2 separate regions of the Homo sapiens genome follow, and region 2 is linked to region 1. A link is a contact called in ENCODE Hi-C or POLR2A ChIA-PET data. All regions are on one chromosome and are shown on one strand. Each heading gives the region's core, a stretch centred on a gene start or an enhancer-like site at or near the end of the contact. The rest is flanking DNA. Distances are from core to core; before and after follow the strand shown.

Evidence for each region. Hi-C counts contacts between places; a loop is a spot of excess contacts on that map. ChIA-PET counts read pairs that join two places held with the same protein, here RNA polymerase II (POLR2A). Pooled maps may share reads with other maps.
Region 2: a loop to region 1 is called in a pooled map, with 3 times the contacts of the local background. The contact joins two enhancer-like sites. A Hi-C loop is called at or near these places in 3 of 168 maps with a recorded cell type or tissue (CD4-positive, alpha-beta memory T cell, chondrocyte and natural killer cell) and 3 of 50 pooled maps. POLR2A ChIA-PET finds 5 or more read pairs at or near these places in 2 of 52 experiments (naive thymus-derived CD4-positive, alpha-beta T cell and naive thymus-derived CD8-positive, alpha-beta T cell).

The regions. Positions count from the first base shown.
Region 1 is chr15:58,545,626-58,548,769 of GRCh38, forward strand. It overlaps LIPC (lipase C, hepatic type), which reads left to right. Exons shown (of 9, transcript NM_000236.3): 5 at 117-350; 6 at 2,705-2,947. Among named protein-coding and RNA genes, the nearest start is that of LIPC-AS1, 48 kb to the left of the region's middle. RefSeq lists an enhancer at 2,885-3,144. Within about 2 kb of position 1,251, at least 15 of the 41 ENCODE cell types and tissues checked have a DNase peak (open chromatin) inside an H3K27ac peak, as active enhancers do; they include natural killer cell, where a contact is called at or near this core.
Region 2 is chr15:58,627,294-58,630,100 of GRCh38, forward strand. ADAM10 (ADAM metallopeptidase domain 10) reads right to left here. Exons shown (of 16, transcript NM_001110.4): 10 at 407-590. Among named protein-coding and RNA genes, the nearest start is that of ADAM10, 120 kb to the right of the region's middle. Within about 2 kb of position 1,343, at least 5 of the 41 ENCODE cell types and tissues checked have a DNase peak (open chromatin) inside an H3K27ac peak, as active enhancers do; they include natural killer cell, where a contact is called at or near this core.

The DNA.
Region 1 (3,144 bases), core at 1-2,500:
CGTGTTTCTTCTTCCTGCTAGTTCACTGATGTATAATAATATCCAAAAGCTAAAAAGCACATCTCTCTTCCCCTCTCCTTGCTCCTGCGTAACCCTTACCCCTGCTTTCCCATTAGGGCTGGATGCCGCGGGACCTTTGTTTGAGGGAAGTGCCCCCAGCAATCGTCTTTCTCCAGATGATGCCAATTTTGTGGATGCCATTCATACCTTTACCCGGGAGCACATGGGCCTGAGCGTGGGCATCAAACAGCCCATAGGACACTATGACTTCTATCCCAACGGGGGCTCCTTCCAGCCTGGCTGCCACTTCCTAGAGCTCTACAGACATATTGCCCAGCACGGCTTCAATGGTGAGAATGAAGTCATGGGCCGGGAGCACCGGCCTACATTTCAATGGGGCCTCTGGAATTCAGCGGAATCTACCAACATACGGGACTCAGGGAAGAGTTCAGCAAGGATAGGGGCCCAGGGTGTATGGTCACCAAGCCCACCCAGAGAGAAGGAATGCTGGAGTGGGCAAGGGTGCCTGTCCCCCAGCAGGCCACTCCTGGCAACAGGCCAACGCCACGCCCTGAGGATGAACAGAGGGCACCAACAGGAACCTCCACTTCTCACTCCAGCCCCATGTGCCCAGGCAAACCCTCTCCCGGGGTACCAGCTCTTCTGAGAGTTGAGTCCGGATGCCTGTGGTTATTCTTCCTTCTCTGGAAGTTTCCTCGTTCCAGGGACCGCCTCTATTCTGAACCACATGAGGATCCACTTAATAGGTTGTGGCTTCTCGATGAAGGTCTCACTCTTCATCCCACCCCATCAGTTTAATTGAGGAAATTACTCAGACTGTCCCAATGGGAAATTCAGCTTCAAATATGTCCTTGTTATGCCCTTTACCTCAGGGCAGACACGGAATGTGCTGTTATCTGGGTTGTGATCCCACTTCTCTCTCAAGTCCTAAAACCGAAATATTAACATGCACATTGATAATATGCACAGGATTAAAGAACAAAAATGTCAGCAGAAGCAGCACATTCCACGGGCATTCCAAATTTCTTGCTATTATAAAATATCACCCTGATTAAGACATGCCAATCACTCCAAGCCAAGTAGAGCCCTCCACCCCTACAAGCCACCTCACCCTGATCATCCAACACTCAGCTGAGAACACACTCTCTTGTGATGACACCATCCTCGCCTCTCCAATATCAGAGTGACCTTCACACTCCGCATCATCTCATTTTGGCTGGACTCCCAGCCTTCCACCGCCCAGGCCTGAGAGAGCCTTCTGGGAACTTGCCCTTATCATTGCTTACATCCCTCCCACCTCCCCCACTCCAACACCTCCCCTCCAGCCACCAGCAGTTCCCAGCTGACCATCCAGCCCTCATCCCAAACTTCACCCCACCCAACAAAGCTCAGTACAGACCATCAGGATGGTGTATGGGCTTTATTTTCCTGGTAAACACATTTCTGACCAATCATTACCATTTGCTCTTTTGTGCTAAACTTCAAAGTGACGGAACCAAATGTAGGTATTCAGCTTGCCCAAGCTTGGGCTGGTTTTTCTCAGTCGTCTTCACCCCTGTGTTTGAAAGGGTTCCTGGGGTAGTTCTCCCAGCCACAGCTGCACAGGGGCTCACTGGATAACTGCAGATTCACCTTCACTACCTCCTGGGTGGATGAGCTTGGGTGAGTTAGTGGATGTCTTGGAAGCTCAGTTTTCTCGTCGAAAACAGCGGCCTCAAGGAGCTGCAGTGAAGATGCAGGCAGTGGAGGAGCGGAGGGCACGCAGCATACACAGCCTCCTAGTAGGTGCCCAAGGAATGCAGCCGCTAGCGTCCAAGGACTGCAGTGACTAATCTTGGCATTTAGCCTCCAGACAACTGGGGAAATAGCTTTTGGCAAAGTCACCTGTGCTGTCCCTTTACAGCAAGTGTTTCACATATCTTGTGGTGGTTCCTCAACATCCCTTGAGAATTATTTACCACAGATTAGGTTAAAATTTGGAGAGTTAAAAAAAAAAAAAAAAGGTCAAATCCTTAGTAGATCAACCTCATAAGCTTGTTTTGGGGGTGAGGCCTGTCCAGATCTGGTTACTGGGCAATGTCCTTCCAAATCCAATTCTTGTGCTGGTTTCACAGGCCTGTTACCTAAGGGATGCAATGGCTGCTTTGGGACACAAGGTAGACATTGTCGAGAGGCCTCAGCGTTCTCCAGACCATCAGAGTGCCACGGGATTGTCTCGTGTATCTAGTTATATTAAGAGAAGAGGAGTCCCACGCAAGCCTGTTCCAGAAAACCCACCCTCCAGGCATCAGCACCTGGGCATTTTAAATTATCTCATTTGAGATAGAAATATTTCTATAATAAATTACACTAACCTGCTCTCTTAATGAATTTGATCTTTCCTTAGTGACTTGGGTGCCTATTAAAATGCCTACTGTAACACGCTGTCATAAAGGAGTGCTCTCAGGATCCCGGCAGTGCCCGGGATTTTGCCTGACACTACATGACTCAGAGGGTCTACTTCCCTTAGTTTCAGTCAGTTGTCACATCCTGCTCTTGTCAAGGGGTCTGCCTTGACAAGCCCACCCTTGCCTGTTCTGTGTGCTACTGCTAACCTCCTGTGGGATGAGAACCAAGGTGATCCTCTGAGTTGAGGCTGCTTTGGGTTAAGGGGTGATAACGTCCTTCTTGCCCTGTGTTCCAGCCATCACCCAGACCATAAAATGCTCCCACGAGCGATCGGTGCACCTTTTCATCGACTCCTTGCTGCACGCCGGCACGCAGAGCATGGCCTACCCGTGTGGTGACATGAACAGCTTCAGCCAGGGCCTGTGCCTGAGCTGCAAGAAGGGCCGCTGCAACACGCTGGGCTACCACGTCCGCCAGGAGCCGCGGAGCAAGAGCAAGAGGCTCTTCCTCGTAACGCGAGCCCAGTCCCCCTTCAAAGGTGAGTGTGGAGCTGGGGAGCCTTCAGAAGGGCAGGATGCAGTCCCCTGTCCAAAGGGCTCAGAAGTCCCCTTGGCTTCTTTCCTGGAGGTGCTTCAGCTCTGCTGTTGCGGTGTTTCTGAAACTGTGCAGGCTCCAGACAGCAACGTTGACACAGCCTTTCTCCTGTCCCAAGAGTGTGGCCACCTTGCCGCCAAG
Region 2 (2,807 bases), core at 93-2,592, 82 kb after region 1:
AAAAGAAAGTTCCGGGGTGACAGAAATGTCCTGTATCTTGATAGGTAGTTTACAAAGGTAAATGCATCTGTCAAAACTCATCAAATGATGCACTTAAAATTTGTGCATTTCACTTATGCAGAAAACAGAAAAAGAACTATAAACAATATTGAACTCTAGTTAATGATTTGCAGACTAAAATGTTTAGGTGTGAAGTATACTGATGGCTGCAACTTACTTTAAATTGCAATAAAACATGAATTGAGAGATGGCAAGATTAAGAAATAACGAGATAAAGGGAATACAGCAAAGTGTTAGCAATAGTAAAATGCAGGTGGTGGGTATGTCAGTAATCACTATAGAATTCTTTCAAGTTGTCTGAATGTTTGAAAATGTTCATAACAAAACGTTAGGAAAATATACATACCAACAAAACAGTTGTTTCTCTTCTTCTCAAGAACTTGGCTTATATTTCTAATACTACAGAGTGAGAATTTATTGTTGTTAAGTTTGTCCCCAGATGTTGCTCTTGCATACATGATGTAATTGCCATTTTCTTTTTGACCCAAATTCTTAGATTCTCCTGGTGTGCACTCTGTTCCAGAATCATGCTGTCAAAAAGAATATAAAGTTACATAAACAGGAAGTAAAATAAGGTTTTCAGGTCAACTGATTAAACGTAATGTTCTCATCAGGAAAACAATGGAAGCTTGTGGACTCTCCTTTAAAAAGGATCTTACAATTGTTTTACACCTTGAGTAGGAAAAGAATTTGCTCTTTTAGGGGTCACTGTCTTAGAAAAGGAGGAAAATCAGTGGAGGTCTAGCCATAACAATTTATAGCTTTGTAAGCAGGGACTAGAATTGAGGACAGACTGTCATAAAAGTCTATTAAAAATAAGCTCACATACTTTTAAAACTAGTAACAGTAAAATAAACTACTTTAAAACTACTAAATAGTCTCTAACACATATGTTAAATTACATGTTATGAATAGTTCAGAGAAGACAGAGGTGGGGAAAGACAAAAGAATCAAGAGACTGACATGGGGCTAAATACACACAGAACAGGAATCTAAGACAGCTAACTTAATAGCCAATATATAGGAAAGGTAAGTAAAAATGCTGACTAGGAACAGAAACACAATGATATATTTTTAAATGAAAAATGGTAAAAGCCTAGAGATAAAACCAAAATACTGCTTTGCCAAATAAACAGAGTTCTGTGTACACGTAACATATAAATGCACATAAGTGGTGTTCGGTTTTGATAAATTTTATTGAAGAGTCAGATACATACAGCATAGCTCCCTGAATTTTCTCAAAGTAATGCTTATGAGACCAAGCAACAGAACACTACTACCAGATCCCAGCAGCCCCTACCATCCTGGGGATATGCACTAAAACAACCCTCACAATGCCCCTCAAACAATTCAGAACACATCAGAAGGGGCAAAAAACACTGGACACTAGAGTAATTGTGCTATTTAATTAAAATCTTGTTTTAAATACCCAACAACCCCACTCTCAAGAAAGAAAAAGACTGCCCAAGGACGTTCTGTTTTTTCCTAGAGCCCAACTAAGTTACTTTCATTTTCTATTCCCTCTTCTGAGGCAACTGTTAAATTAAAAAATGTGTCCTCTACTATCACCTTTATTCTTCCTGATACCTCTTGCCTTTCTTCTGAATCTAGATGCAGCATTTAGCAACTCTATACTATTCACCAATATTATCTTGCTTTATGTTTTCAACCTATAAAATTCAACTCAGTTTCTGAAAAAGGTGTAGCACTAGAATTATTCTCAGCATTAGAGTTTTAGAAAGGAAAGAAAAAAATCCCAATTCTGTATAACTCTTGATGTCATCACAGAATATCTTGCCACTTTTCAATTCAGTAAATATTAATGAATGTCCAGTGCTATAAAAGGAGGCACTAAAATATAAAAATATAAAGATGAGAAAAGTATTATCCCTAGCCTTCAAGGCACTTACCTTCTATTTTTAAATGATAGCAAATCTTGACATAACTGCTTAGTCTGACTTGCTGCTGCATAAATCCATTACAGATATTGCTAGTCAATTATTATTTTACTAGGCCAGGAGATATTACAATAGATCACCATTAACAGGAATAGAAGGGGAAACAGGTTGTAAGCAAGCATGCCAGCTATTTGCCATCCTCAGATAACGAATAAAACAAGCACATGAATAAGCAAAACACAAAACAGAACATAAAGGCCATCTTGACTGGACTCGCACAAGTATTCAGAGTTCAAATCAAGAGAAGCGTTTCACTAAGAAACTATAATCTTTGTGACAAGAAAACAGAAAAATTTGTCTAACTATAAGAAAGAAAATTAAGAAAACAAAAATGCATAAATAAAAATTCAATCATAATCTACCATGCACTATAACTATTAAAATTTTGATCTATTTCCTATCTGACTTATATCTAGCTGTATCACATTTTAATTTAAAATTTGGACTATACCATGTGTACAGTTATAACTTTTTTTTTTGAGACAGAGTCTCACTCTGTCCCCCAGGCTGGAGTGTAGTGGCGTGATCCTGGCTCACTGCAACCTTGGACTCAAGTCATCCTCCCCGACCTTAGCTTCTCGAGTAGCTGGGACTACAGGTGCAGTCCAGCACACCCAGCTAATTGTTTTTGTGTGTATTTTTGGTAGAGACGGGGTTTCGCCATGTTGCCCAGGCTGGTCTCGAACTCCTGGGCTCAAGCAATCTGCCCACCTCGGCCTCCCAAAGTGCTGGGATTACAGGTGTGAGTCACCACAGCTACCCTCCATGTGTACAGTTATACACACCTTT